Linked DNA regions of Mus musculus: region 1 is linked to region 2. A link is a loop called in an ENCODE intact Hi-C map of the cell type or tissue named here. Cell type or tissue: heart. All regions are shown on one strand. Each heading gives the region's core, and the rest is flanking DNA. Links, peaks and the distances in the headings are about the cores only. Region 1 overlaps Gm33424 (a long non-coding RNA gene). Region 2 has its middle 63 kb from the start of Syk.

Region 1 (16,368 bases), core at 6,855-9,354, 340 kb after region 2:
GTGCCTGCACCCACGTCATGCACACACATACACACAATAGTAATATAACACTTTTTAAAGAAGTGATTAAGCATTGAATAGTGACATGAAAATAGGATCATAAATGAAGAGATTGAGCAGATTGTGGGTAAAAAGGACCACTGTTCTAGAGATAACGACTATACTGAAGTGTCACTGAGCCTTTCCACCAGCTTACAAACATTTAACTAAAACAGCACTATGTTGTAGAAGGAACTGGCAGTGAGGCTCAGTGGCAGGTATATTCTAAGCATGAGTCCTGGAATTCAGGACCTCAAAATACAAACACACACACACACACACACACACACACACACACACACACGGAGTTGGAAAGGAAGTGAAGATTAACAAAACAGAATAGGTATTCTAGAAATAGGTTGAATAGGTTAATGCATAAAATAACATATACGATAATAAATATCATTATTGAAATCAGGGGCTGTAAGGATGGCCCAGTGGTTAGGAGAGTTCACTGCTCTTGAAAAGGACCTGAGTTTGGTTGCCAGCACCGGTGAGGCAGCTCACAACACCCTGTAACTCCAGTTCTGGGCAATCTGATGCCCTCTTCTGGTCTCTGCTGGCTACTGCATGTGCATGGCACACATAAACACATGTGGACACACACACACATGCATATCCATTTTAAAAATGAAATATTTAAAAAATAATCATTAAAATCAAAGGGCACATCAGCTGGGGCCTTATGTGGGAAGCAGATGTTAATGTGGGCATCGTGTTTGAAGGTGATCTTTGTTGGGCTTGGTCATTGTGAACACCTGTGACTGTGCTAGGCAACCATTGGCCACTCTTCTGATGGCTCCACAGTTGCCACTAATGTTTGCGGTAAACGGGAAGCGTAGTCAGAAACTCGCTGGTTCAGGAATCTGGACCATGGAGCTCAGAGCTGGGCACCGGGATTGTGACTCACACAACAATGTTGCCCCTCACACTGCTCCTTATGGACCCCCCAAGCCACGTGTTTTGAGTTCCCTCACAAGCCGTACTGTGCAGGAGCCACAGGGCAGAGGGAGATGACTCACTCCTGCCTCCTAAGCCTTTCACAAATGCATCCTAGCTGTGACTGCTGTCAGATCACAGGGCCTCAGGCTCAGGAGAGCCTGGAAGAGTCCTTAGCATGTCAGTTTTCTCAGATCACTGAGAGATCTGCGGCAGGGTATCTATCAACACAGAGACAAACTCATCCTGTCTGGACCATTGGCTAGACTCTTACCTCATTCCAAACAGAAAAATACTCCCACAAGTTAAAGATTGAAGAGACCAAATTACACATGAAGTTTCTAAACCAAACCAAGGGAAGCCAGATGTGAACTCTAGGCCAGGGTGTGATAGTGAAACTGGAGCTCTACGAGAAAGATAAACAAACTTGAGCAAGTAAAGTCAACTGGCTTTTGTCCGATTGAGTTGTTAAAAGCTGCAGCAGGAGGGATGGCTCAGCAGTTAAGAAAGCTTGCTGCTCTTGTGCAGGACCTAGTTTCAATTGAACCACTCACAATTGTCTGTAACTTCAGTCTGGGCATCTGACACCCTCTTCTGGCCTTCACAGGTACACACACACACACACACACACAAATAAAAATTACCATAATTCTTAATTGTTAAAATGAACACTTGAGGGAGATTACAACTTTACTTCTAGACAAAAGGTTAACATTCTCATGGTGGAAAATATGTTAACATATTTGTTAAGTGCAATATATTGGTAGACCCACAAGAGTAAGAAGGTATCCGGCATCAAATTCAGTAAATGATACAAATTAATTAAGTTTGGAAAAGGTCAAGTTCAAAGAACTTTGAAGGATATATGGAAACAGAGCAACTTCATTAATAATGGAAACATGGAAGTAAAACAAGGTGTTTGAAAAATAATTTTATTTTTAATATTTACATATGTATGTATGTATGTATTTATGTGTGTGTGTTCCTGCCACATATGTGTGCATGCCCATAGATGCCAGAAGAGGGAGCTGGATCCCCTGGAGCTGGAGTTACAGGCAGTTGTGAGCTACTTGATATGCATGCTTAGAACTGAACTCAGCCCTCCTAGCCACTGAGCCCTGTCTCCTGCTCTGAGGTGGTTTTTATGTAAACAAGCAAGGCAGTATGCTGGGGAATGAATAGATATTCTTCTGGTGACTGGGGCAGTAGCATCAGGTGTGAAACTGAGTCTACCCCTTAACTAACTTCTGAGAACACATTGGCAGAGCTAGCAACTGTGGCTCGGAATCTGCCTCGGAAAATAATCATCCGAGTGAGCAAAAACGCACACAAGGCTGCTTCTGCAGTGTTATCTGTGAGAGGAGAGATGGAAAGCCACCCCTTTGCCACCAGTGGTCTCTTAGCTAGATAGATGCTGGCTCCACTTAAAGGATTATCAGTAGATCTGAATGGTGCTGAAGAGAAATGTATAGTGTAAACAGGCACTAAAGCTGTGTGGCTATTTGTAAAGGCAAAAGAGAATTATCTATACATACATACATACATACATACAATAAGAACTATACAAAACTATGTATGTATCTATGTATGTATCCCTGTATGTATCTATGTATTTACATATCTATCTATGTATCTATGTATGTATCCCTGTATGTATCTATGTATGTATCTATGTATCTATGTATGTATCCATGTATCTTTGTATGGGGTAAAAATAGGGTCCCAGGTCTGCTGGAGGCTAGGGCCCCTGGGTGAGATGGCCACTGCCGGGCAGGCATTGGACTGTGAGAAGCCCAGGGATCTCACTCTGGGGGTGAGGAAGGTAGAGTCTGGGGACCCTGAGGAACTGCCGGAGTTGGGCTCAGATTCTCAGGCACCACATACACCACTGGGTACCTCAGAAGAGCGGGTTCTGGGGTCCCTGGGTTGCACGGAGGCCAGGGACTACAGGCACTCACTCGTGGACATCCCAGACTTCACTGTATGTCGCAGAAGAGCTGAGAACATGTGGGGACCCTCAGGTGGACTGTGGCCCGGGGCCAAAGGGAAAAGCGTAGGAGGAGAGCTCTGGCAGATTACCTTGGGGAGGAGAGAGTCTGGCTAGCTCAAACAGCTAGCTCAGTGGGCTGCTTGGTTTGGCTGGCAGCCTTGTGGAGTGGAGCACAGGGAGGCTTCCCCGCAGGAGGTTAGATGCTCTGCTCTGTAGAGGGAGACCTGTTCCATTGCTCCAGCACAGCGGATCCTGATGAGAAGAGACAGTCCATGGTTTTAAGGTGTTTATTGTAGAAAGGCAGAGAGAGGGAGAGAGTAGAGAAGCAGAGGCCGGCCATGGCCACGTGGAGGGGTGGGGGAGGGAAGGCAGAGAGAAGGGGAGCAAGGGAGCAAGACTAAGTGCAAGAGGGTAAGAGAGGCAAGAGAGAGAGTAGGGGGCAAGCAGCTCCTTTTATAGTGGGCTGGGGCTATCCTGGCTGTTGTCAAGTAACTGTGGGAGTGGACAGGATACCAGGAGCTTGGGGCATTGCCTATGTGACTGATGGCCCACATACTTCTCTACAGGGGGGCTGTGGGAGGCTGTAGCTGCGACAAGGGCCAGGGGCCCAGGAGGGGTGGCCGGACTCCTACCATCCCATGAAGGCAGAAGTCACTGCCCACCAGGTCTCTGGGTTCCAGACCTGTGTTCGACCAAGACCAGGCTGTCTGTACACAGCTCACTGCCCCACATCTATGTATGTATGTATGTATGTATGTATGTATGTATGTATCTCTCTATCTATCTATCTATAATCAGATAATATATATACATATACATATACATATATATATTTATTTATTAATTTATTTATTTATTTATATGTGTGTATATATATCTCCAGTGGCTCTTGGTGGCTCCTTCTGGGTCCTAAGCAGGGAGCATCTGTCATTTATTATACATTTTTCTGTAATGTTTATATAGTTCAACAGCTGACACGATGGTACACTCTTGTAATCCCAGGGGTCAAGAAGTGGCGGCAGAAGAATATTTAGTTCAAACCAGCCTGATCTACATAGCAAAGCCTTTCTCTTTCAGGAGACACTTTCTGAGAAGTTAAACTACACACATGTGCTGGGCTTGCTGGTGCACACCTTTAACCCTAGCACGTAGGAGGCAGCAGCAGGTGGACAGCTGAGTTGAGGCCAGTTTGGTCTGTATAATATACTCAAGGTCAATCAGAACTACATAGTGAGACATCTCCTCAAATTAAATAACACACACACATACACAAGGCCCAGAGACAAAGCTCAATAGTGGAATACTTGCTACTACTGAATATAGAATATAGAATTACTAATATTCAAGAGACCTGAGTTTCACCTCCAGTACCATATGTACATGCACACCCAGAGAAACAAAATGTATACCACACAAAGCTTATATTAAAGGTATTCATTCATTCATTCATTCATTCATTCATTTTTGGGTTTCTGAGACAGGGTTCCTCTGTGTAATAGCCCTGGCTGTGTTTGAATTGTCTTTGTAGACCAGGCTGGCCTTGAACTGATATTCATAGAGATCTGCCTGTCTAGTAACCCTGAGTGCTAAGATTAAAAGCATGCACCACCATGCCCGGTTTTATTTTTTATTTTATGTGTATAAGTGTTTTGCATGCATGGATGCATGCGCATTATGTGTATACCTGGTGCCTGTGGAGGCCAGAAGAGGGTGTCAGATCCCCTGGAACCAGAGTGACAGATGGCTGTGAGCCACCATGTGGATACTGGGAGCTAAATCTTGGATCTTCTGAAAGAGGAGCCAGTGTTCTTAATTGCTGACCCATTTGTCTAGCTCCCAAAGCTTTTTTAAAAATTTTATTTATTTTTTGAGAATTTCACACATGTATACAATGTATTTTGATGATACCTGTTCCCCACTACACCCCAATTCCTTCTGAACCCCTCACTGCATCCTCCTACAAACTTCTAACCTCATCTTTGGTTGTTTGTTTCGCTGATATGCAGTCATCTTATTATAGTGGTAGTTGGTCTACTGCTGTATTTCTTGAATTACATCATAGATGTTACATTGCATAAGATTCTCTAAAATTTGGACCTCAACCCAGTCTGAAAATCTACTATTTGGTTCTTTGTTTAAAAAGAATTTTTTTTTTATGCATAAGAAGTTTCTGGGTTTGCTTTGTGTGTGTGTGGGGGGGGGTGTTGTTTTGTTTTGTTTTTTTGTTTTTTAATCTAGAACCAGAGATACCAAGAAAGATTGTGCTGTGTGACTAAGGACAGTGTGTGGCCTAGAGCTTTGATGCTGCTTACAAGCTGTGTGATTTTTGAGAAAATTTCTTGACTCCTCCGGGCCCCAGTTGTCTTGTCTGTGATTTTTATGTGATTGTGTGACCAGTGACGTCACTGACTACACACTTCATTTAAGCAGTGAATACGAAAGCGGTCTCTGGTTTCAGAACATGAAGAGGGCATGTCTCTCTGCCCACTTCCTTCCACCTCAGGCCGAGCTGCTTTAACCTTTCTCGGCGCTGACACCGTGTAGTGTAACATCAACTGGGTCCCAGTCATCCCTGCGACTGGTGCTCCCACGGTGTCTATGTAAAGGACACCTAACACTGTACTCTGAGCCTCAGCAATTTTCAAAGGCACCTGACTCATGCCCTACTATGGTTTAGTCCCAGAAACACTGATTTTTCTCTTCCTCTTCTTTTTCTTTCTCACCCTGAGGCTCTTTCTTCTGTTTGAAACATTGTATCCAATGTCTGGTGCGACTTTCTCCTTTTCCCTGCATTTAGCTATAACACACCTGATCTTCAGGTCTAGACTGGTGTTTGTCTACCCAGACGCCATTTCTTTCTATCTATCTATCTATCTATCTATCTATCTATCTATCTATCTATCTATGCTGAGACGCCATTTCCATCTATCTATCTATCTATCTATCTATCTATCTATCTATCTATCTATGCTGAGACTCCGGGTTTCCTGTGTGGAAAAGTTGTGCCAGGTGCTCCCTGGAGCTCCTGTAGGGGGTGAGGCCATGCAGTACCGTGGGATGTTTTCTTCTAATCTCTGTAGACAAGAATCGGCCAGGTATTCTGTGGATGGTGTTTGAATGCCTGGTGGCTATGTGAAGCAAGGAGTAAAGATAAGCTGGTTCCTGACCTTTAACCAATACCATCAGTCAGAGCGCCTCAAGCACCGCAGGGAGTCAAGGCAGCAGGAGCTCCACATAGCTGGTCCCAGAGCATCCTCAACCAGGAAGCAGAGAGCCAGGAACTTGTTTCTGTTCGGCTTGCCTGCTTCCTCCAGGATCCCAGCCAAGCAACGGTACTACCCTATGGTGGTTTGAGTGAGACTGGTTCCCACACGGACTTGGGTAAATGCCTACTTCCCAGTTGGTGGGCTGCTCAGGGAACATTAGGAAGTGAGGTCTTGTCAGAAGAGGTGTGTCACGGGGGGCTGGGGTTTGAGACTTGCAGGGAAAAGGAGAAAGTCGCAGCAGACATTGGATACAATGTTTCAAACAAAAGAAACAGCCATGGGAAGGCCTTGGGGTGAGAAAGAAAAAGAAGAAAAGAAAAATCCGTGTATCTGGGACCAAACCATAGTAGGGCATGAGTCAGATGCCTTTGAAAATCGTTGGAGATCAGAGTACAGTGCTAGGAGTCCTTTGCCATACTCCCCCACCATTATAATCATCATGGACTCATTATCTAAAATTGCCAGCAAGCCCCCAGTTAAAGGCTTCCTTTCATAAGTTGCCTTGGTCATGGTGTTCCATCACAGCATTAGAACAGTGACTGAGTGTGCCCCCTGCCCCCCCAGCCCCCCAGCCTTGAGCTGGCTGAACAAGTCTCAGACACTGGAGCCAGGCATCTGGCCTAACTACATTACATCTTCCTGCCAGAGAACGAAGAACTGCTGGCCCTGCTAAGCTGCTGAAGAGCCTACTTTGCAACTCAATCCAGCTGAAACAAGCCACAGAACCCAGTGGAAACAAAGGGATGGGTCCTTGGGTTTTCCCATATACATTCAGTGCCGTACATTAAAATTTGAGCCTCCATCAGAGAACTTTGTCTTGGCTCGTTATTTCTCTCACTGTCCTTCCCATCCATCCCCAGCTTTCCTTTCAGGAACCCAGGAACCCGTGGCCACTCAGACCCACCAACAGTGGGAGCGTCTTCCTACCTCCATAGACACAATCAAGCTAATCTCTCACAGACATACTAAGAGGCCCTTGTGCCTGATAATTTTAGCTTCTGCCAAGTGGACAGCCAACACTAACCACACCCTTTTACCACTTCCTGGGCCTGAGGGGGAGAAGCACTGAGGGATGCTTGCCTCTGTCACCAAGTACAGCCCCAGGGGTCCTAGAGATAGCTGAGGTGTCTACCTGCAACTCTCTTCTTAGGTCTTACCTCCCTGCTGTCTGCTCAGAGTTGGGAACTTCTCAGTCCTCTGATGTCACAGAGAAGAGACTTGAAATCCCCTCTGTATCCCCGTGAGTAGAGCAGCTGTAACCAACTACTCAACCACTTCTGAGCCTGGCACCTTGAAGAAAGGGGCCCTGGGGTCTGAGCCTGGGGTCTGGATAAGGTGGGTGGCCTCCTGTTGGACAGGGCACTTCTCTCTCCAGTGTTTGTTATTGATCAATAGGTCATCAGCATCAGAACATGGGGTCACCGACATCCCATTTGGACAGGGATTTCAGGAATTTTGAATACTGAGACAGGATGAACTAGCCACCCTGCCCCTGTCTCTATTTTGAATCACCACACCGTGTGGTCCTTCCTCTCCTCTCTCCTTTCCCTTGAGTGCTTCTCTGTGTGTGCTCCTGTGTGTGAAGCCATGAGTGTTCACACGGAGGATGGAGGCCAGCACTGGGTGCCCTCCTCAGTTGCTCTTCACTTTATTTTTCTGAGACAGGGTCTTTCACAGATCTTGCAGTCCACCTACTGGGTAGACCAGCTGGCCAGTGAGTACCTGACACACACCTTACTCTGCCTCCAGTGTGTACCATGGTGCCTGGCTTTTTGCTTGGGTCTTGGGATCTGAATGAAAGATCTTCAGGGTTGCCCATCCCTGCGTCATCTCTCTCAGGTGCATCCCATTCTCTTGGAACAGATGCTTATAGTGTGTGTGTGTGTGTGTGTGTGTGTGTGTGTGTGTGTGTGTGTGTGACTTCCTAGGGACTTCAGTACAACAGGAAGCTGGGTTATGTGGTGGGGCAGCATCAAGAGTCTGAAGTTCCCTTTGCTGCTCATGCCCACATACAGGGAGGGACTCCTGGCTGCAGAAGGCCTCCCAGCTTCAGTACTACCAACACAGCCCCTCCCCTCTGTCCACCAGTGGGGTTGATTTGGATATCCCTCAGGCAGCAAGATGGCTAATGTTACACATAGATGGGAGAGGATGAATCAGCACCCAATGGTTGACACTGGATGTCTGGGAAACCTGAAAGTAAACAGTGACGTCATCTGTTATATAACCAGTTTTGGAGGCGTGCCACTTTTGTGTGGGTCATGTATAAATATGGCTTTGAGGTCAGAGGCCTGAGCCTTAGTTAGAATCTCTGCCTTCACCAACCTGTGGGCATGTGTGTCTGTGTATATAGGCTTTTGTGCCCACTTCTGTTTGGCCTGTGTTCCGATCTCGGCATGTGTATTTGTACCCAGCTACCCTGTGTATGGGTGCTGTTCTTATGTCAAGGTCATACCCCCTTGGTCGTTCTAGCCTCCTAATATAATCTAAATCAGTAAGGGTGTGATGGTTTGTATATTCTTGGGCCAGGGAGTGGCACCATTTGGAGGTGTGACCTGGTTGGAATAGGTGTGGCCTGGTTGGAGTAGGTGTGTCACTGTGGGTGTGGGCTTAAGATCCTCACCCTAGTTGCCTGGAAGTCAGTCTTCCACTAGCAGCCTTTGGATGAAGACGTAGAACTCTCAGTTCTGCCTGCGCCATGACAGCCTGGATGCTGCCATGCTCCCACCTTGATGACAATGGACTGAACCTCTGAACCTGTAAGCTAGCCCCAATTCAATGTTGTTTTTATAAGACTTGCCTTGGTCATGGTGTCTGTTCACAGCAGTAAAACCCTAACTACGACAAAGGGTGATTCTTCCCACTAGTTTCTCTTCCTCAGAACTGCTTTGCCAGTCTGTGTCTGTTGTGATACCATAGGGATTTCCTTGGTTTCGTTCTATTTTTGTTCACAGTGTTACTGGGACTCAGGCATTGTGGCACATGTCTGGGGCCTCAGCTCTCTCAGAAGCAGGAACATTGCTTGAACCCAGGAACCTAAGGCTAGCCTGGGCAATATAACAAGACAATAGATCACTGTTTCAGAAAAGGATGTCTTTGGACTTTCTAATAACCAATCATCCAACAGAAAAAGCATAAACCAGAAAACAAGCAAACAAGCATTTAAGTCTCTCTCTCTCTCTCTCTCTCTCTCTCTCTCACACACACACACACACACACACACACACACACACACACACTAAATTACAAACAAAGGCTGCACACAGTTTATAAAAAGTGACACTGGCTTTCATGCGTTGATTTGTTCCCTTAGTTTTGAATTCATCCCCTAGTTGTTAAGAGGGCCTTGTCCCTGGTGGACTCTTTGGAGGAGTGGCCACACACAAGGCCATATCGTAAGCAAGTAGAGATGCTCTTAATTCTTCTTTTGTGATTTAAATGCTTTAATCTTGGTTTCTTTACTGGTTTTTCCATTTTGTTGAGTGGATTCCTCCATCTAGGACTTCCTGTCTTCATCTTGGACTGGATCTTGCTGGAAAATCTTTTAGGTTTTCCTCACTGATTTTAATACCAGCTCTCTCTCTCTCTCTCTCTCTCTCTCTCTCTCTCTCTCTAAATGACTGATACAATGAAGAAGTCTTTTCTCTTGCTACTTAAACTACTGGGCACTCACAAGCAGCTAGCCTGGTATGTCAGCAGTGAACAACTAAAGCAGAATGTGAGTGTTTCACTCCCTAAAAGATTTGTTTAAATAAAACATGTTTTGTGCCTTTAAAACATTGGAGAATATTCCGTGTGTTTGGAAAGAGTGTGTTCTCTACTGCTGCTGCTGCTGCTACTGCACAGAGTGTTCTGAGCATGTCAATTAGGGCCGTTTGATTTAAAGTGCAATTCAAAGGGCCTGCAAGGTGACTCAGAAGGTGAAAGCACTAGTTGCCAAGGCTCATGGCTTCAGTTCAGACCTTGAGGTCCATGTGAAACTGACTCCTACAAGTTGTCTTCCATTCCCTGCACACGAACCACAGCATGTGTATGCATGCACACATACACATTTTTTTTTAAGTAATAAATGATTTGGGGGCTGCAGAGATGCCTTAGAGTTTAAGAGTGTTTGCCCTACAGGGCTGGACTCACATTCTAGCCTGAAACCCCAGCTCCAGGGAACTACACATGCGCATAAGTAGAAAGAAAACAGATATTTCAAATAAGAAAAGCAGACATTTCCTTATTAATCTTCTGCCGAAATGACCTCTCCCCTGAGAAGCCTCCTATTTCCCATGGCCATGTTCCTTTAGACTCGTTACTGTTTGCCTTATGCATTTGCGTCCTCCAATACTGGGTGTGTGTGTATTTATAATTCTCTTGAAGACTTGACGAGTGTATCATTAACTAATGGCATTTTTGTCTCTGACAGTTTTGACTTGAAGGTTTCTGACCTTTCCTTGGTACCATTTGCATGGGGGAAAATCTTTTATCTTTGACTCCCCACCCCCAGGCTGCTTCCTCAAAGCTAATGTAGGTTTCCTGGGCTGGGGAGATGGCACAGTGGCTAGTGTGCTTACTGGGCAGCATTGAAGACCACGCTTTGGATCTCTAGTACCCATATAAAGGCTGGGTGGGTGTGGCAGTCTCTCTGTAATTCCCGTGCTTGGAAGAAGTAGGTGAGGTTCCTACAGCAAGCTGGCAAACTAGACTTGCCAAATAGACAAGCTCTGGTCTCAAGTAAGAAGCTCTGCCATAATGAAAAGTGATGTTCCCAATATCAACCTCTGGCTTCCACAGGTGGACACACACACACACACACACACACACACACACACACCACATTTAAAAGAATCTACTATAAGTTTCTTGTAGGAAGCATATTCTTGGATCAAAAAACCCATTCTTTTAAAAAGTATTATTCTTGTTATTTCATTAGTGTATGTGAGTCTATGTGTGTGTATGTGTGTGTGTGTGTGTGTGTGTGTGTGAGAGAGAGAGAGAGAGAACCTTATGTAATTATTTCCTTTGCACTCCTTCATTTTGTTCTAGAGGTATCTGGAAGAGTCCAGAGCAGAAAGAGAAAGAAGTAGACTGAACATGGCCAGCAGACTGGACCTGACCAAGGCTCTTTGTGAGAGAGGAGGAAAATGAGTAGCTGAGGGGAGGGTAGCCTGTGAGCTGCGGGAAGTCTAGGGTAGGAAAGGGAGCTGGGAAGGACTAGGATGCTAGCATAGACTTTGTGCAACAGAGTAGCTGTGATACTGAGGGAGCTTGGAGGCCATCAGTATTGATACTTTAATAGGCACCAGAGGTTGTGATAGTCCCTTTGCTAGAGTTAAAGTAAATGACTCATTTTGGTAGAGGGGAACTGGGTTCCCAAAGTTCCTAAGAGTGCTGGTTTTTATCTAACTTCCAGAAATCTTCCTAGAGGCCAGGTTGGGCCCATTTCTGGATATTTGGGCTGCATTTTTAAGTTGGGGGAATTGGGGTTTCCTTGGATCCTGACACTCAGGAATTTCCATGGTGTCACATATCCTGAAGTTCTTCTCCTAAAAATCAACACTAGGCAGGCTGGTGGTCCAGGCGGAGGTGACAGTACAAGAATGAATACCCTGCATTCATGTAAGCAGTCATGGTGGCACACACCTGTAGCTGCAGCCCAGGGGTAGCGAGTGGGCAGAAACAGAACATCTGAATGGGTGAACTCCACGTTCAGGGAGAGACCTTTTCTCAGAAGACAAGGCAGAGAGCAACTGAGGCAGATACCCAGTGTTAATCTCTAGACGCACGCGTGGCATCAGTTTTAATATGAGAGTAGCCTAGTCAACATAACGATATCCAAGACAGCCAGGACTTTCCATGGGGAGTGTGTGTGTCCTGTCCCATCCTCTCTCCCCAGTTCACCTATCAACCACCCCCTCATTCCCAATGCCCCCACACTCTGCACTGAAAGGGAAAAAACCAAGGTCTTGCACTTGTGTACATCTGGGCAAGGGCTCAGTCGCCAAACTATACCCTCAGCCCAACAAATGGCAACTTTGTAAAGAACAGAGGATAGAATTTTAAAGCCCAAGACACAACATTTCATATACACAATGACAATAGAAACATTTTCCTGGTCTCTTATTTTGCCCAGGAAGTTTTAAAATGTTAAAATGAATCCTGAAGAATTCACTTATCATCTGATGCCATAAAAGGTCATTTTATGTACGGGTAACAGTATCGCTTACCAAGATTAAACAGCAGGTAAGTAAGTAAAGGGTAGACTCTCTCTCCATTCATGATGTCAGCAAGGAGCAGGGCTAGCTCTCCTGCTCTTGGGCCTTCTAGGCTAGCTCACCTAACCTTACACCACAAGGGGCAGCTTTACTGTGCTGCCCAGGCAAGGTACAGGGCCTGCTTTCTCAAGTGCCACAGCTGGCGAGAGTCGGGGACAGCTCTCCTGTGCTCATGACTTTGGGGCTGGCTCACCTACCTGCCACAGGTGGTGAAGGTTAAGTGGGGGGAAAAGGCATTTCTCCCTTGATCATACCACCCCACCACCGACAAGGGGCAGGACCAGCTCTCTTGAGTGTGGTGGCCGGTAAGGAGCAAGATCAGCCCAGCAGTGCCTCAGGCAGCATTTCAGAGCAAGGATATCTGCAGGCCCTTTGGTGGTAAAGGGCCTGGGACATCAACACTGACCCAATATGATCAGTGACCCAGACCTGGCTCCGGGTAGCAGATATGGGCCCAGGTGTTCCCATGGCCTCAGATGGCAGCACAGACCACTCAGATCAGCATGTCCCCTTGTGGTAGCATGGCCCGCAGGTATCTACATGGTCTCTCTCTGGTGGCAGTCCAGACCATGCACATTGCGTGGCCATTGGTGCTAACTCAGGCTACAGACACTGACACAGATCCTAGCTGCAGCAGGACCACAGATCCAGACCTGGGCCTGGAGGCATCTTGGGCCAAGATCTCACCATGGCCTTAGGTGCTTGCACCTTATTTGCCTGTTTCTCACTGCCATCAAGTCTCCACCTTTCTTTACAGCGTGTGAAGCTCTTGCCTCCCCACCCCCCTTCTTTCCTATGTCTCTACAACACATTTGCCCATCGTTGTGGCACTGTGATGGTTTATATATGCTTGGCCTAGGGAGTGTCACTATTAGAAGGTGTGGCCTTGATGGAGTAGGTGTGTCACTGTGGATGTGGGCTTTAAGACCCTCATCCTAGCTGCCTGGAAGCCAATATTCTGCTAACAGCCTTCAGATGAAGATGTAGAACTCTCAGCTCCTCCTGCACCATGCCTGCCTGAATGCTGCCATGTTCCTGCATTGATGATACTGGACTGAACCTCTGAACCTGTAAGCCAGCCCCAATTAAATGTTGTCCTTGAAAGAGTTGCCTTGGTCATGGTGTCTGTTCACAGCAGTAAAACCCTAACTAAGACAGGCACCCACACTGGAATTTAGGTGTCTTTCTTCTGGCTTCCCCAGGCTGGTGGGACCAGGGGCAATTTTTTTAAAACATGAGTGCTGGGGTGGGGGTTGAACTTGGGTCCTCCTGTTTGTAGAGCAAGTGCTCTTACCCACTAAGCCATTGCTGCAGCTCAAGTAAGGTGAAAAGAATTAAAGACAGAAAGACTATGTAACTTACTTTGAAATATTAATCCTAGTCTATCAGAACTCCCAGAACAATAACAAGTGCAGTTAGACCATCAGACAGACAACTGCATAGACATTCTTGCACATGTGCTGTCCAAATATGGGTCAATGGCCCTTGCTGAGACATGGTTCTAAAAGTCTGGGGCATGCATACAAAAGCTTTCCTATTTCCCCACTTCCTGTTTTTACTGATTAACTGAATTTTGACTGTAGGTTGACACAAGAGACTCCATTTTGGTCCTGACAACTCTCACAGTCAGCTTTAGCTTGTGGAAGATCTACCTAGGGACTGTGAGGGTCAATAGGTGTTACAGTTTCTTCTGGGCAGAGAACATACATTTCTCTTGTTGCTGGGATCAGAGCCAGAACCCTGACAGCTCTAGGCACCTAGGCTGGACCACCATCCTCAATAGGCCAATTAAACACACAGGGTAGTGAGAAGCAGAGAACGCTGGTTAAATCAGTGTGGGCCAGTGACCTCATTCTTCTAACTCCATCTTTAAGGTCCTAACAAGGTTTGGCTATAAATAGAAGGCAAGAAGTAAACACAGCTAAAAGTCCTGTTATAATGTGGTCCTGCACATCACACACCATTATCTTGGCTCTAGGCTCTTCTGGATGGTAGTGTGACGGCTGTCAGAGTCATAGGGAATCTTTCTGAGAGATGCATTCTCCCTCTGGCTGGCAAGGACTTCAGTCTTTCCCTTCCCCCAGCAGGAGGCTCCCGGGAGGCTCCAGATTCTCAGGGATGCTGTTTCAGTAATTTGGCAAATGGAAGGGAGAGGTACTGGTGTCTTCTCCTTGCCAACCTGGCACCTTGTCAGGTTTCCAGGCTCAGACTTTACCATGCTGATAAACAGAAATACAAGCCTCTGGAAAAAATGATCTGAAGTTTGACCTTTTACAATTTTACAAAAGATAAACAAACTCAAGAGTGTATAAAGTAAAAGGCAGAGATGATAAAATCCTGTCTGGCGATGCAATTGGGCAAAGTTAAGAACACCTGAAATCCCGAAGAAACCCGGAGGCTTTGCCAGGAATCCTCCCAAGTTTGGTGAGCCAGATTCTAGAAACTTGTCTCGACAGTTCTGAGGTTCAGGCTTAAAATCCAGGCAGCTGCGGTGATTTGGGGAAAGTGGGGTGTGTTTGAGTCCATCAGGGCTTTCCCTTTGACCTCAGGTGGGCTTTATGTCAGGAGCCTCTGGGTTCTTGTCTTTTGATTCTGAGGAGGGAAATTTGCGGACAATGAGTTTAGACCAGTTTTCTTACAGATTCACAGGTGGGAACTTAGGAGAGAGAAAGGCAGAGACCCTGTGTAGCAGGACAGGTCCCCAAAAAACACAGAGATGTCAATCTGAGAGTGTTTTTTAGTATAGGAATTAACAGGAACTGGCATGAATCATGGAGAGGGTGGGTCCAGTTGTCCTCCCCTGACCCCTGCAAGGTGTGTTGAGGTGAACTCTCTCATAGTATACCTTCTGGGTATGGTGTTGGTCCAAGTGTTATAATCTTTATCCAAAAATAACAGGAAGTCCAAAGAGCAGCAGCCAGAGCCCTTCCTACCACTCCAAGGCTCTGGCTGTGGAGAAGCCAAGGACAAGAATCTCTAAGAGTGGTTGTTCTACACTGCCTGTCTGATTTCTATCTGCTGGTGCCAGCAGGGCCACGGCCTCCCTGGAGAATGTCTGGTTCTTCTTGCCCCGAGTGCTTGTAGCCTTCTTGGCTGCTGGCCACAGCCCTGAGGTCACCTCCCTTGTCACCAAGTCCTTTGGCTTAAGTTTTCCCTTTCCATGCCAATCCTTCTGTTCGCCTCATGTTGGGATGCTTGTGGGTTTAACGTGACCGACAGTCATTATCTAACACCGTCATGTGCAGGCTGGTTTTTGTCAGCTTGACACAAGCTGGATGCATCTGGGAAGAGGAAATCTCATTTGAGGACTTGACTCCGTGTCTGTGGGGCATTCTCTTGATTAGCTATGGAGGAGAGAGGGCCCAGCCCACTGTGGGTGGTGCCATCCCTGGACTGGTGGCCTTGGGTTTTATATGAAAGCAGACTGAGCAAGCCACAAGGAGCTGGTTAGTAAGCAGTACCCCTCCATGGCCTCTGCTCTAGCTCCTGCCTTCAGAGCCCTGCCTTGAGCTCAAAAACCTACCCTGACCTCTCTTAAGGGATGGATTATGATCTGGGAGTTCCCATCCATAAGTTGGCTTTGGCCAGTGTTTTCTCCTCTCAATAGAGAAGCAAACTAGAACTGTCTACAAAGACTTTCTATAAAGATGGTGACGTTCCCCAATTCCTGAGATCAAAGCATGGAACAATCTTAGGGGGAACCATCATTCAAACGCTATAGTAACTCCTTGAATGGGCTGTAGAAATAGACAGGTTTGATAGCTTGATTGAGGAAAAGAAGGAGGAAAAAAGAAAGATACTGCACCCAACAGAGAGTGTTGAAAAAAAAGCACCAGAGGTGTGATTCAGAGGCTGAGATGAAAAGGAACGG
Region 2 (16,368 bases), core at 5,242-7,741:
GTGTCTGGGACAGTTTCTTCCCCACAGCTCCTATCAGATGACAGCATCAATTTCTATAAATCACCAGGGCTGACGAAACCATTGAATTACAGGCCATAAAGACTACTGCCTGGGAACAGGTTCTCAAGTTCCCGTGTCCCTCTGTCCCTTACACAAGAAAGGCCTCTACCCTAGAGGGTGGGGAGCAGGTGAGGAAATAGAAAGCCCACCACTCAGGAAAGCTCACTGCCAGACAGAAAGTATCTTTCCCAGGCAGGGTGAGCCGGTGCCGTCACTGCACCAAACCACGTGAGGTTTGGTTCTGGAATGAACATGGAGGTTTGCAGAGCGTTTTAGACAGGCCAGTTCCTCCCAGCTGTAAAAGTTCCAGACAGGTCGTATTCTGCACACTGCCTCCTACAGTGGTCACCCCTCCTTCTTGTTTTATTTAATAGTCAACTGCGAAGAGGAGAGAGTACTTGCTTATAAAGCCACTCCTAGAGACCTCTGCTGTGTGCCTCACAGGCCTGTGAGCGCATCAGGGGAACCCCACAGAGTAGAGACCAGAAGCTAAGCAAGCCTCCGTCAGGAAGGAGGGCAGGTCTTGGAGGGTGGAGAGATAGAGTCCTGGGAACATGGTGTAAACACCTTGGTTGATACGTTTTCCTGTGAGTAAAAAAAAAAAAAATTAGACAAATGTTCATTCCAGAATGAATGAATTTTCCCTTGAAGTTAATAAGATACTATACTTTAGTGTTTTCTCAGGAGACCCATCTTTCTCGGTGTTTCCTAGCTTTTTATTCTCAATTACCCCATTTACATCAATTCTCTCCCTGATGTAACATTTCATCTGGCAAGGAAATCTCCTCAAGATTCAGGTAGTGAACAACTCAAAAGTTTCAGGAAGTTCCTGAAACTGAATAAATGCACTAGGCCAAGCTCCCTCCCCGAGCTTATCTAAGCAGTAAGGAGTGCTGAGAGACCAGACGACCCAAGCTGCCTAGAAGAGACATGCTTCTTCCAACCTGTTGAGCTGCCTGGCAGTTGTGCAGTGAGCTCCGAGGCCCTAGCTTCCATGAGCCATCACCCATGCTAGGGTGGGCTTTTTTGGTGTTGCCATTGCGTTTGAGTCATCCCTGCCCCCACAGTTAAACCCGCACCCATACTCCTGCTAGTGATGCCAGTAAACTTGTTGGTTGACCGAGTTTAATTTTGGTGGTAAGGTTACTTTGTCGTGTTATATGGAGTCCCTATCTGTGGCTTGTTCATGTCTCCCCAGGAAATAGTGTCACACAACAGCACCAAGCAGTAGCCAGGCTCCTACACAAGGTCTGCGCAGGCAGGGCTGCATTTGGCCCGATGCACCTGCACAGCTAATGCACCCCACGTGAGATGTAGAGACACAGTCTAGAGTGGGGTGCTGGGCCTTTGTTCCTTTGTAGTGTGATTTGTGTGTCTATGTTTTTGTGTGCTTGTTTTTGTATGTATATGGCTATGGAAGGGGTTCTATGTGGTGTGTGTGTGTGTGTGTGTGTGTGTGTGTGTGTGTGTGTGTGTGTGTGTGTGTGTGTGTGTGTGTGTGTGTAAGAGAGAGAGGTGAAAAGAGATCTATATGTGCTACCCATGTAGTATGTGTTTTTGAATATGGATATGCCTATGTATAGTGTGTGTCTCTCTATGTGTATATGTATGTATGGTGATGTGTTCCAACATGCATCTGTATATGTCTATGTGCATGTGCTGTGAATGTGATATATGTGTGTGCATCCATGTGCTAAGTGTGTGTATGTGTAACATACATGTCTCATTCTTTGGGGGTGTATTCCTACACATGTGGAGCCATGTATCTGTTGCATAGGCGTTTTTACCTTTTTTAACCTCAGCTCCTTGGGTGCCTGAGGCTCTTGACCTGACATTAACCGTGCCCACCCCAGTTCGCTCTGCAGATTCTAAGCGGTGAACGACACCTGAGGTATTTTCAGCTTGAAACCATCGCACACCAGCATCCCCGGAGTCTCTGCCTTCAGTGTTGAACTTCGTGTGGGAGAAGATGTCATCCCTGGACACGTGCCTCTCTCACCAGAGAAGCCAAGGGTCTCCCAAGGCTGTTCTCGGGGGTCAGGGAAGATGCAGAACTTGATATTCACGTGGCTTGGGGAAGCTTCTTAGAAAAAAAGAATGTTGAGGGCTGCGTTGCCAGAAACCATGAGAACTGGCTGTGGTTCGAGTTACAGAACCAACAGCATTGGCATAGCTACAGCTAGTCCCATGGCTGAGAGCCACGGGCAGTTCCGTATATGGCTGCTGAGCATGGGACAGCCACCAGCTGGGACTGTTGCTGGATTGTCTTCTACATAACTCCATTCACAAGAGAAACCCCGAGTCCTGGGATGCGTCTAATTGCGTATGTCTAAGAAGATAAATTCACCCTGAGTTTAAGAACTGAGCCTTCCTCTAGAGCATCCATGAGCCCCAAAGCAGTGAGCAAGTCCTCCTTGAAGCCTCCTGCATGAGATGAGCTCCCCAGGATGCCTCCTCTGTAAGAGGCCTTTCCCTAATCCCTTTTCCATGACAAGAACTTCCTCTGAGCCATGTAAGGCCTGGAAGTAACACTGTCTCCACCTTCTCAAACCAAGATTCTTTCCCTCGTGCTTTTAGGACTGTACACCATGTGACTGACATGTGTGTACACCATGTGACTGACATGTGTGCATCCTAGGTCACCTTCATGTCTCAAAAGCAAGTGGACAGTAAAGTCCAGGGTGAGCCGTGCTGCCCTTGGTAGCTTGCAAAGACTTAGTCTCCACAAGGGAGGAAAGTCCGCCATTCACACGTCTGCCAGAGTTCAGACTTCTTTCTCCCCCTCCCAAACCTTAAAAGTGCCCCTGGCTGCTTTTGATGCTAGCCACGAGGAACTCAAGGGACAAAGAGACAGCTGTCTTGACAGATTGCAGGCAAAAATGTGTTAATTTGGGAAAGTTCTTTTTTTAAAAAAAAAAAGTGACTGCCTTGGTACATCCTTTCTCGGGATCTTGGAAGGAGCCCATGCAGACACCAGAAACAGAGAGTCGCGGTGGCAGTTTGGCCAGGGGACAGCGTGCCAGAGAACAACGGGGTGTGAGGATAGAACACAGTGTGGAGACAGAAAGGGAGACATGATAAAGAAGGGGAGTGGCAGGGGAGGAGAGGAGGAAAGGAAACAAAGCGGGGATAAAAGTAGAAAGGGGGGAGTGAAGGAAGATGGGAAGGAATATCTCAAGAGGGGGAAGGAGGAAGGAAAGGGGAGAGGGAGACTAGTGTGGAAGGAGAGACTGAGGGAGAAGGGAGAGGCTGAGGGAGGAGGGAGAGACTGAGGAAGGAGGGAGAGGCTGAGGGAGGAGAGAGAGGCTGAGGGAGGAGGGAGAGACTGAGGGAAGAGGGAGAGGCTGAGGGAGGAGGGAGAGGCTGAGGGAGGAGGGAGAGGCTGAGGGAGGAGGGAGAGACTGGGGGAAGGGGGAGAGACTGAGGAAGGAGGGAGAGGCTGAGGGAGGAGGGAGAGACTGAGGGAGGAGGGAGAGACTGAGGGAGGAGGGAGAGACTGAGGGAGGAGAGAGAGGAAGGGAGAAGGGAGAAGAGAAAGAGAGGAAGGAGATGGGAGGAGAGGTACAGATGAAAGGAAGGAAGAGAGAAGAGGAGTTAGGAAAAAGAGGGAGAGAAGAAGTGGAGTGGGGTGCTGTATTGGGCATAAATGATGTGAACAACAGGCCAGTGAGGGAATGCCCCAAAAAGTCAAGTCTAAGCTTGGGAAAGCATTCCCAGAGCTGGAGTCTCTGAATTGGACAACCTCAGATGTGGCCAAATTGTCCTAAATAAATATGTTTCACTATGGTCTTTGGTGAGGGCTCCTGTATGGAGGGCACCTTGCCCCTCCCCTGTGGGCAGCCTGCTGTGTTTCCTAACTGTCTTCTGTAGAAAGGAGATTCTCTAAAGAGAGAGCCCTTCACCCCAGACTTCTGAGACAACATCCACAAGGAAACGGAATTCCCCCAGGCGTCTCATGCTGGAGGAGGGAAGAGGTGCTAGCGTCTAGTACTGGCCAGGCAGGGTGAGGCTGAGGGCTTTTCTCTCCTGGGAAGAGATTCGCACAGTGCTGACAACCTGTAGTGACTTTGCAGGAGAAACTGGGGCTGAGACAATGAAGGCTTAGTGGCGGGTAGAGCTCCACCTTTGACCTATCTTCTACTTAAGCCTAAACTTAATGTCAGGACCCTAAAGGTGACTTAGGGGGTCACCAGGTATCTCTTTCCCTACTTTTTACTAAGACCCGTCTGTTTAATGGTCATATTAAGGATGGGTGGCGGGCCAAACATAGCCTGATAGGGCTTCCTGGGCCCAGGCTGTAACCCCGACAATCCACTAGCACAGCCCACTCTGTCCTGATGTCCACCCCATTCCCCATTCCCAGGGTCTATGCATCATCAGCTTCCAACAGAGCTGCTTTTAGCTCTTAGCATCTTCATTCAAATAGCATACACACCCTCTTCAGTGGCCATTGTCCACTTTGGTTAGAGACATGGCACAGGCAGGGTGATGTCCTGGCATCGTCTGGGTGAGGCAGGGTCCTTTTTAATGTCAGGTTCCTCACCTTAAACAGCTTTATGGGCTTTCTAGGCCAAGACAGAGAACAAGTGCCACCAGGTGAGACAAAGAAGCTCAAAGGGAAATTATGCATGCCACTGCTGGAGTCACTCCACTTGGTGGAGTCAACCCTGGGCTAGCTGCTATCTGAGCAGCCTATGTGGCTTTATCCAGCAAGACTTGTGATGTCCTAGCTTTGTTTTCTGGTTCCCACACAAATAATCACCCAGGGGTCCTATCTCCTAACTGCCTGGTCTCTCAAAAACCCCAGGAACAGAGCCATCTCTGCACTCGGGGTGGGGGTGGGGTACACTTTGAAGAACAAAGATGAACATTATCGTCATTGTCAGCCTTCCCCAGAGGGACTAGGGGATCTCTGGAGACACACACAGAGATTGATACACACACACACACACACACACACACACACACACACACAGATAGACACACAGACACACATACACACACAGACACACATTCAGACACACACAGACACACATACAGACACACAGACACATACACAGACACACATACAGACACACAGACACACACAGATACACATGCAGACACATACAGACATACACAGACACTCATACAGATGCACAGACACACACAGAGACACATACAGACACATACACAGGCACACATAGAGACACAGAACAAACATAGAGACACATTCAGACACACACACAGACACAGAGACACACAAATAAACACACAGACACACATACAGACACACACAGACACATCCAGACATACATATAGACACACATACACACACAGACACACACAGACACACATACAGACACACACATATGTGTATGTGTGTGAGAGAAATGACAGAACAAGGAAAGGGGAAGAAGGGAGAACAAGGGAGACAACATTAATGATGTACACACAGATATACAGAAAGAGACGGAAGAGAGGGGACAAGCGCGATGTAGGGGAAACCCTGGGGAAGTTTTCCACAGCACCAGAAGACCCAAGCCGTTTTGTGAAGCCAGGCTCGGCTGGCTGTGCCCTGGTCTAGTGGAGACTTGTTCTAACTCTAAAGGGGCATTCCTCTGAGGAGTGGAAGCTGAGAGCCGAGGTGATGTCTCACAAAGTCCCAGCCGCTCTTGGCCATGCCAACAATTAGTGAGAGCAACTGGGCCCCCGTTCTCAGAGCCCCTCCCTCAGCTTGGAGAAAGCCATACGAATTTCCCTTTAACTGTCTAGTCAGCAACGGTTGTAACAGTGTGTGTGTGAGGGGGGGTGGGCATTAATGTGACAATGTCCTCAGGACTGCTCCAAGTGTCCCCATACCCTGCCCTAGTATCTGTCTGTCTGTTCACAGCCAGTCACCAGACTACCCAGCACCAGCTCTGAGCCCACACTCGAGAAGTACCTCGGCCACCAGTTCAGGGTGTTTTCTTGGCAATCCGTACTGTGAACCCCTCAGAAGGCATCACACAGCAGCAGGATTCCAAGTTCAATGCTCAGCCCTGGGTTCCCTGACTTGCACCAGGATTTCCAGGGCCCATCATATGAATCTCAGCCCTGGAATATGCCGTCCCTGTAACACCAACCCAGCCTTCGGCCAGCCCTCCTGCACGTGTCATGGGGTATACCTGGGGGATGGGTCACACAGATAAGGACATCCTGAAGTAGGGTAGGTCACACAGATGATCATGAAGCAATGTCCAGAAGGTGGCCGTTGGCTCTTCTGGTTCATATCTTTTAGCCCGGACCATGTTAAATAAACACAAGCATTACCAGGAGGTCAGAGGATATGGGAGGAAGAAGAGGAAGACAAGAGCAGGAAGGGAGGGTCTATCATATCACCAAGCCCCTAACACAAAGATGAACGTGCCTGGCCAGTGGGCCCCTCTCTATGCTGGACAAGACCCCCCTCTTATCAATCACCAACTCAGAAAGTCAGTGCAACTTTTGGGGATTCGCCTGTCAGTGCTACTCTTCATGTGTCCAGTAGGTGGCAGCAGATCCTCGGACAGGACTGCCACGGGGGCCACAGGCAGGAAAGAGCTGCTTCCTCCTTAACAAAGTACCTGTTTTAACAAGAGTCAGCGCTGCCAAGTGGATACACGGCAGGAATCACATTCCAGCAGGTGCAGAAATAATATACAAGGAAGCAATTTCTAATCTTGGACATCAAAGTACTGCTGAGTGGGAATTTAAACGGATCTCTTTATTTACTCTTTTAAAAATCTACTCGGAGCCTAGGTGGCGGGTGGCTCAGTCGACAGACAGCTTGCCTAGTGTGCTTTAGTCTGAGTACTGAGTAAAAGCGGGTGTGTTCGCTTGCTGCTCTGCTACATAATCAACGCAAGGCCTGACTGGACCCTGTCTCAAAAGGGGGTTGGGGAGGAGAGTCCACTTTGCACAAAATCATGTCTGCTAGTTTGACATCAAAATAGAGTCATCTTGGTGGCTTTGATTGGCAACGGTGGGGTGCAGACTAAGCGAGAAGCCTGTTGGTCTCTGCTCCAGTGTCTCTTGATTACTGGAACCTCGGGACCTTTCCCAGGAAGCCAGTGGTTTCAAGGACGACACGAATGCTCAGCCTTGCTAATGGCACTCAGATAACCTGGGATTTTGACCAAGGGAGAGCGGTTTGAAAACCAAACTGTGACTGACTCATGAGTTATTCCAGACTAGAAGATTCCTGCTTACAGCATCCGGGAGCCAGGGAGAAGCTATTCAAGCCCAGCCTGTGCTTTCCAGGCAAGGGCGTAGCATTGTGCACATTTGAGATGCTTTCGGATGGGCATAGGTGAAGACCCTGGCTCCAGGCTCTGCCCTGCCTCCACCTGGTCCTTCTCCCCGTCCCAGTACCTTCTCACGCCCAGGCATGCTAGCTGTGTTGAGAAAAACCGCAAGACAGGGACAGCTAATGTCTCTCCTTGATTTTGAGACATGAGTCAAAACCAACGATGAGCAATCCTCCTGACACAACCAAGAAAATATCTGAGAAATGCCAGAAAGATCGACAGGGCTTGGGTGGTGCAGAAATGTGTCTGTTTGCACAGGCTCTTCCTTTTGCTAACTGCGATCAGGGCCTAATGATGGTGCCAGGAGGGAGAAGGGGGCTAACCTGAGCACATTGCCAGGAAGCCAAGCTTACTATTCAGTGCTTTGAATAATCATGACTACCCCGGAGATTCTCCTTGGGACTTAGATATCCTGAATTAACATCATCTGTCTGGAGCTGTCTCTCTCGTGGCTCCCGGTTTGGGGGCAGTGGTCCATGAAGGGCCCATGGAGGGAAGAGAAGCTCAGTCACCAAGAGACAAAACAGATGGAGAATCCTGTTCCCATCGTGGGAAGATAAAGAAAGCACTGGCCCAGAGGCCGCCATGAGCTTCAAAGGCCCACCCCCACAACCTGATTCTCCCAGCTGGACCCCGCCTCCTCCTAAAAGCTCCATGTCCCCTCTCAACAGTACCACCACCTGGGATCAATACTGGGAATTCCCATGGGAGACATCCGAGATTAAAACCCTAGGGATCCCAGATCAGAGATCAAAGAGTGGACATGGGATGGTGCCACTCACTGGAATCCCTAGTGGCACGTTGGCAACATCTTTCTTTTTTCCCCATTCTTCTGACTGAATGCTCTGCTTGGCTTGAAATCTTAGTGCCAGAGGGAAGGAGATAGTTCCAGCACAGAGCAAGAACTCGGCTGCACGGAAGTGGATATGAAGACTTGATCTGACCCCTTTGGGATCCTTCATAATTCTGAGTTAAAAGTGAGTTACTGTCGGTGTCTGCTTTAATGTCCCAAGAGAAAATAAAGTAGGTTATCGCAAAGGAGGTGGTAAGGAGTCTGCCTGCAGCACAGGAGGACCCACAATGCATCGCAACATTACCATGCCTTGCACACAAAGTCAAGGACTACGGCGATGCACTATAATAAAATTATCTCTTATATTCTACAAGACTGGAACTTCTGCTGGACCTCACAGCCAGAGTTAATAATGCACCTTGAGGTCACTTAAGACTTAAGGCTGCTATCCTACTGTGGACTCAAACTGTTTGTTTAGTCTGCCTCTAAGAGAACACTGTAATAACCAAGCTTGCTTGCCTAGGATTTCCCATGTAATCAGCTTTTACAACCGAAGCTAATGCATAGCTGCAATCTTAAGTTATGCACTCTTCTATGCCCCCAACCTGGAACAAGGCATATGTATCATTTGCTTTAAACAGCAAACACAGAAGTTGAAGGCAACTTCTTAAAATCTATCCTACAGGTGGATGGCATCCACTTATGGACGCTGGCCAATAAGCAGTGATGTTTGTTGTCTGAGACAGTTAGGACCAGTTGGAGCCAGTGACTTCATCCCTTATAAAACCTCCGTTAAAGATTTCTGAAAAGAATCCCATTCCTTCCCCGAGAGATGCTTTCCATGACTCTCAATAAAGGCAGAGCAAAGGCCTGTGTTAGGTAGAACAGTCACGCCACTCACAGACACAGAGACAGACACAGCCATGTGACAGATACAGGGAACGATCCGAAGGATAGCCTTCAGTCAGGCACAGGCTTGGACTCATGTAGACAGAAGACAGAAGGCCTAGGGAGCATGGAGTGGAGAATTTGAATCTGAAATCCCTCTTGGCTAAATGACTCCAAGGGCAAGAGCTTTTCTTTCTTTCCTCAATGTGATACTGACACATTATTGGTGGCTTGCAGCTAACCACGAACCTGTTTAATCTGCCCAAAGGACAGAAACCCAACTCAAGTCAGATTCTGGGGTCTAGATCCTTTAGGAAAGATGGCGTGGATCACCCCACAAGGCAGTGATGAGGTAGAGCGGCTTGGAGACTGAGAGGGGAAAGCAGAAGAGGCGGTGAGGCAGCTGTAGCCTTCAGACAGGTCCAGGTCCAAGAGCTGGCTATATCCAATGGCTATGGATATGCTTGTGTGTCAACACAATAAAACGCTCTGCTTCCTTCTCTTAAATGACAGCACACAACATGCCAACTTTACATAAGAATTTGAGTGGTGGTAAGTGTTACAGTTGGGGTGGCCAAGGTGCTACATTAGAATCGCCAGGGAAGAAAGTCTCAATGTGGAGGTTTCTAAATAGATTGACCTGTGGGAATGTCTATGGAAGATTATCTTGATTGCTTTAATTCATGGTGAAAATCCAGCCTGAAAATGGGTTTGGGTTGTGTATAAGAGTGGCGAAGGTCATCTGAGAAGCAGCCAGGCATGGATTTGCTGTCTTGACCTCACGATGTGACATGATATGACATGACTTCTCAGTTCCTACTGTCTTGACTTTATTTCCCTGTAACCTTGAGTAGTGAACTAGAATAACCACCCCCAAGTCTGTTTCCGTGATCAATCACCATGATCAAAGCATCTGGGGAGGAGAGGCTTATTTCAGCCTCTGTTCCACAGCACAGTGAGCCCCTGAGGGAAGCCTGGGCAGGGACTCAAGGCAGGAGTTGAAGCAGAGGCTGAGGAGGAACGATGCTTACGGGTTCGATCCCCTAGCTTGCTCAGCCCTATGTACAACCCAGCTCCACCGGCCCAGAGGCGGGCAGCCCTGCCCACAGTGGATGGACCCTCCTACATAAACCATTCATCAAGAAAATGCCCGACAGACTTGACTACAGGCCAATCTTATGGAGTCATCTTTTCAATCGAGAGTCCCTTTTCCCAAACGGCTCAAGCTCGTGTCAAGTTGACATAAAACTAACTGGTGTGGTCAGGGTGTTTTATGGGGGATGAGGACAGTTAAGTTTTACAGTCTAGATTACAGAATATGTCACTCGAAAGCTTTTCCCTCTCTCCTGGTGAGGGATTAGTGAGCTTGAAATTTTGCGCAGCCTACTTATATCATATTAGGTATCATTAAGACGTTGAGAGCGTCTGACCGGTGGCTAAGTATCATCTGAGGAGATACACACAGGTGTCAAGTTGACACCCAATAGATCTGAGATGGTAAAGCTTTCATTGTGTCTGTGTGGCTCTGGGAGGAAATTTCAAAGAGAGAGTAGCCTATTCATTGGTAGGTTGAACTGGTAAGATCCACTATGGGTGGATACCATCCAAGCTGATGAAGGGGCTAAATAGAGTGTGAACATGCAGGAGGGTGGATTTGCTCTCTGAGCTTGACCTAGAACACCCACTGTGATGGTTTGTATATGCTCAGGCCAGGGAGTGGCACTATTAGAAGGTGTGACCTGTTGGACTAGGTGTGTCACTGTGGGTGTGGGCTTTAAGACCCTTATCCTAGCTGCCTGGAAGCCAGTATTTTTCTAGCAGCCTTCAGATGAAGATGTAGAATTCTCAGCTCCTCCTACACCATGCCTGCCTAGATGCTGCCATGCTCCCACCTTGATGATAGTGGACTGAACCTCTGAACCTGTAAGCCAGCCCCAGTTAAATGTTGTCCTTTATAAGACTTGCATTGGTCATGGTGTCTGTTCATAGCAGTAAAACCCTAAGACACCCACCTACTTGCCTTAGCCAATGAGGTTCCTCTTTGTGGGAGAGGGGTTCTTTAAAGTTAAAGCTGGATACGTACCATTGGCCTACTCTGTTCTCAGATATGTTGGGTAGGCCCAAATGACGCCACTGCTTTCCTGGGGTCTCCAACTCACAGGTAGCACATTGTGGGACATCTCAGCCTCCATAAGCATATTAGTCAATCTCTATAATAAAAACTCACCTCCTGTGTTTCTCTGGAGAGCCCTGATGACTACTGTCTATTTGGTGTAGATGAGATAACACATGTCCTAGATCCATGGGGGTTCCCTGTAAGTCTTACACTCTCAGAACAACTGGACAATTAAATCCAGTGAAACAAAAATTTATTATTTCATAGCTAAAGCCTCACTGGGCAATTGGTATTCTGACCACCGGAATATCACTCTGTTCATGCTACAGTCATTGCCAGAGACCCAGGAGCTCGGCAGGGAAGCAGTTGTTAAGGGAGGACAAGGTGGCTTGGGGGGAACTGGCTCACAGACCCACATCATCTCTGTCAGCAAGGTCACTGGAGCTTTCATGTCTCTGAACCATTTCTTTAGAAGTCACCACTGAAGGAATAGAATAACCATACCTGGGAACTTTCCATAACTAAAGGACTCAGGACATCTGGTGCCCACATATCCCAGTCATGTGGCCCTACAGAGCCTCCTGAAGAGCTTGCCCAGAGCTCCTGCCAGGCCTGCGTTGAGCTGCTGAGATGCAGCTACAGTCCCAGCATCTCTATTGTGCCTTAAGTACGTCCTCAAACCCTTCATGAAGATGGGATCAGCTTTAGGAGTCAAGAACACTTCAACTTGAGGATGTTTGCTGTGCTTCTTTGCCTGGTGGCCTTGAACATGCGGTCTAGCCTCTCAGAGTGCGGGCTGCTGTTTCTGCAGCTGTCCAAGGTAGTCACCATGGTGATGGTTTTGGTCCCTGCCTCTATGTCCTCCTCAGAGCATTTCAGCTATGAGAATAACAGTACTTACCAGCTGCTGCTTCTCCATGCCCAAAGCCCAGGGCCAAGACTCTTGCCACAATGTGGGTCTAGAACATTCCCTAAAGGCCTAGCAGTTTAGGGACTCGATCACCAGCCTTGGCACTCATATCATGAAACCTTTAAGAAATCTTTGGGTCACCAGGGTAGGCACTCAGAGAGGCTTTTGAGAACCCAGTCTTTTCTTCTTCTTCCTCTTGCTTCCTGGCACGATGGGAGCTGGCTGCTTCTCTCTGTGCTCTCTGCTGTTGCCATGGGCACCTCCCAATGGAGGCCCAGAATCTCTAGCATTGAACCCAAGCAAACTTTTTTCTCTTTACAGGTTTGTTCTAAGTTCCCGCCACACCATCTCCTCAGTGTACTGTTGCCCAGAGTCACTGTCCCCAGCCACATTGTCCTGCAAACACTTTCTTCCCATGTTCCCCTCTTAGATGGCTCTGGCTGAGAGCGTTTACTGTGGCCTCTTTCGGGACTACAGAACAGAAATATCAGGGGGCCAAGCTTGTCTGGCACATTTGTCAGCAGTGCCTTACATAGGCTTCATCAGAACAAATTGTATTTAAAGAATGTAGAGACATTATCCATTCCTGGGTATCTTTGGGTATCTGTGTATCTACATGCCTGGATGTCTGTCAGTACATCTCTTTATATATTCATGTCTGTATGTCTGTGCACATTCCTATGTGTATTTGTGTATGTATGCATGTTAGTATGCCTATATGCTTTTGTGTGTCTGTCTGTGTCTACACAACACATGTATGTGTACATTTCTGTAGGAATCTATGCACAAGTATATCTGTGTATGCCATACACTTATGTGTCTGTATATTTGTCTATGCATTTTCAAACACAGCTCTTTGTGTTTGTATGCCTATTTGCTTCTGTATGTTGTATCTGTACGTTGTGTCCGTGTATGTTTATCTGTGCATATGCCTGTGTTTATATGTATACATGCTTATATGTGTCTGTGTACAAGTGTGTATACATTTCTATGTATACCTGTGTTTATGTCTGTATATGTATCTATTTCCTTGTGGCGATATGTCTGTGTACATATCTATTTATCTGTACTGTGTATGTCTGTCATTCTGTGTGGAAGCACAATTTACCAGCACATGAACCTACAGTGCAGACATGGCCATGTGCATCTCCCCAAACAGTACAGGACCTTCCTGTCCTGTGCCGTCCCTGATGCCCTCACTGGGCTCCCTAGGGGACCACACAATCCAGGTTCTGGTTCAGCATGACCACAAGGACACTGTGTTCCAAAGCATCCTTAGTATTTCAGCCCATCATCCTACAGTGACAGCGCCCAGCCAGACTGCGCCTGGGTCATTCTGGGATCCTAGCATGGCCCTGGGGCCACACTACATCACTGGGAAGAGAAGCTCTGAAGAGAGGCCTTGCCATGGGGAGAAGTTGGCGTCCCCATCTCCCTGGCCTCCTACCCACCTACCTATTGTTCCTAAAACCTGCCTTGCCTGTGACAGCTCCACCAGCACTTGCTGCCGTCCCGTAAGCTAACCATAACTCCTCATTACCTTTGAAGGTCAAAGTCAATTTTTAAAGAACGGTCTCTGAGTCTGGTGGACACCTTAGCCAGGGCTGGCTCTCTCGGGCACCTCTACCCAACGCAGGATGGCTGTGTGCTGCTACCAAATATAAAGCCTCCTCTTCCTTCAAGGGCTTCTGGGTTTGCTGGGATGACTCGATGTGTCATCAGGGTCAAGTTTTATATCCGTGGTTCTCAACCTGTGGGTCACGACCCCTTTCACAGGGGTCTCCTAAGACTGTTCTGTGTGTCAGATATTTACATTACTGTTCATAACAATAGTAGAATCACAGGGGCATCAAAAATAGTTTATGGTGGGGGATCACTACAACATGAGGAGCTCTATTAAAGGGTCGCTTTAGGAAGATTGAGAATCGCTGCTTTAGATGATTTGTGTAGTGTCAATTTTAGGTGAAAATACTAGAAGGTTTAAGATCCATGAGGAATTATTTATTGGTCCAACACAGTATCTCACATATGAATGGGTTTTTCTCTCACCAGAACAGTAGACACACTGCCCAGAACTAACTTAGCATGTGAGTGCATGTGTGTGGCCGTGTGTGTGTGTGTACACATGCATGGATGTCTATGTGCTTACGTGTGTGGGTGCCTACATGAATGTTCCTGTGCATGTGTGAGTATACGCACACATGTGTGCATGGGCTTATATAAGTAAATGCTTTAATGTGTGAGTGCGTGCATGTATGTGTGCCCGTTTGTGATACATGAGTGTGTACATGTTTACATGCATGGGTACATGCATGCATATGTCGCATGTGTGTGTGCGCATGCATGCACATGCATGTGGAAGTCAGAGGTTGGTCAGAAAAAAGAATCCTTGGTTGTTCTTTGTCCTTATTCACTGGGGTAGGGTTTCTCAGTCAAACCCAGAGCTTGCTCATGACCAGTCTCACCAACTGGCTTGCTCTGGGGACCCTATCTCCTTCTTCTGAGGCTGGGATTACAGACAGGTGAGCAGGCTGGGATGCTTTCTCAGCATTTGGGTGAATTTCTGCCCTCCAGTCCTCATGCTTACGAAGACTTTAACCAACAGTGCTTTCACCACTGTGAATCTTCCTGGCTCCTAACTCTGCAATTTTACTCCACCGCATTGACATGTGCACACTCTGTGCATTTCGTGAAGTTATCCCATGACCCACACACACTGTGTGCTGCCTGTGGATGTCCCAGTGACCTATGAACACTCTAGGTACTGCCTGAGATTATCCCATTATCTACACACATTCTGTGCACTGCCCAAGGTTATCCCATGACCCCTGCACACTCTGTGACCTACCTCTGGTTGTCCTACAAATAAGAAGAAGTGACAGACCAGGCAGCTCACCCTCTGCCTTCCCTCTTTCCTGGGTTGCCATGATATGCAGCTGGCTGATGCAGAGAACTGACTTAAGGGACACAGAGTGTGACACAATGCCCTGGTCGTCAGTCCTTTCCCAGAAAGCCATTGACTTCTCTCTGTGTGGAGCAAGGTGTCCAGATCAGAGCTGTGACATTTCTGGGTGTGTGGTTTGGTGAGCTTTCAGGAACAGGAATGTGTTCAGCACAGCGACTTGATCACCCTCACATCGCCAGTGTAGGCATCAGCTTCCAGATGAAGTCTTGGGACTGTGCCAGTAAAAATGAACCCACCAGCCCTAGGGGCCACAGAAACACAATTCTATTACTTAAGTGGACCTTTTGACTTTAAAGTACCCATTTGCAGAAAAGACTGGACCAAGGTCCCATCTGAGCCTGTGTGGAAGACCGGAAGTGGTTGCTATGATTTGTGACATTCTATCATTCACTGAAAGGGAAACAGGAATTTCAAGGCTGTTCTTTCCAACTCTAGGGTAAAGGAAAAATCAGATAGGGAGAGGCTCCGTGATCTGGGGATGGACTTTCCAGTGAGAGGGAAGAGTCTAATGGATGGATGTCTAGTTTCTCATCCAGGAATAGGTGAAAGTGCCAATAGGAAAATGCCTGTTGCTTTAAAAATGGGTCTGCATGTATTGGTAAGTGTGTTTTGTGTGTGTACACACTTGCACATGTGTACATCCTTACGTGCACTCTTGGGTCCACGTGCATGTTACCTACAATGTGCTTGCACTTCAGCAGGAATGAAGAAGTAGGTGCTATGAATTTCTCTGTCCTCTTTTATCTGGGGTGCCAGTGTGTTTTTGAAGGCTAAATGAATTCCTCCATTTGAAGAAGTCTGTTTGCAGGCATCAAGCTATATAAACTGAACAAAATCCTAGTCTCTAGATAATGTATGAGCTTAGAGCCCATCTACTTACCTGGCTCTGTGATGTTTGGCCCCCTCCTATGTCTTGGAGGAGGAACTGTCCATCTTGCTTCTGCCCCTTTCCAATTCTCAGCCTCCCAATTTAGGATCAAACATGGCCCGGGGCTTTCATTTTTCAGGGTAGCCTAGAGTGCTCGTGTTGACACCAGCCACCACCATGGAGACAACTGATGACTTTTCTTCTTTGGCATCCTCACAGCCAGGACTTGTCCCAGATATACCGACAGTGACTGCTCATCTTAGCCAATGCCCCTCCCTGAGCACAGCACTTACAAGCCTGGGAGCAACATAGACTGGAGCAGACAAGAACTTAGGGCTAAGGGCAGTTATGTCTTAAGAAGCACTTGGGAGGCAGAGGCAGGCAGATTTCTGAGTTCGAGGCCAGCCTGGTCTACAGAGTGAGCAGAGTTCCAGGACAGCCAGAGCTATACAGAGAAACCC

The links. Hi-C counts contacts between places; a loop is a spot of excess contacts. Peaks named below come from ENCODE experiments on the same cell type or tissue, not always from the same donor. Only the 100,000 strongest peaks of a DNase experiment are listed, where the experiment ranks them.
Region 1: it touches region 2 in a loop (3-fold over the local background); 1 of 42 quality-filtered maps calls a loop at or near these places.

What each region holds. Positions count from the first base shown.
Region 1 is chr13:52,993,336-53,009,703 of GRCm38, forward strand. All of the region lies in intron 1 of Gm33424 (a long non-coding RNA gene), which reads left to right. Gm33519 (a long non-coding RNA gene) reads right to left here. Exons shown (of 2, transcript XR_382384.3): 2 at 14,755-15,089. Among named protein-coding and RNA genes, the nearest start is that of Gm33424, 16 kb to the left of the region's middle. In heart, for the core only: no CTCF peak of the experiment used is centred there; a DNase peak (open chromatin) is centred at 8,296.
Region 2 is chr13:52,652,061-52,668,428 of GRCm38, forward strand. No RefSeq gene overlaps it. Among named protein-coding and RNA genes, the nearest start is that of Syk, 63 kb to the left of the region's middle. In heart, for the core only: a CTCF peak has its summit at 6,558 (motif pointing right); no DNase peak of the experiment used is centred there; H3K27me3 peaks cover 735 bases.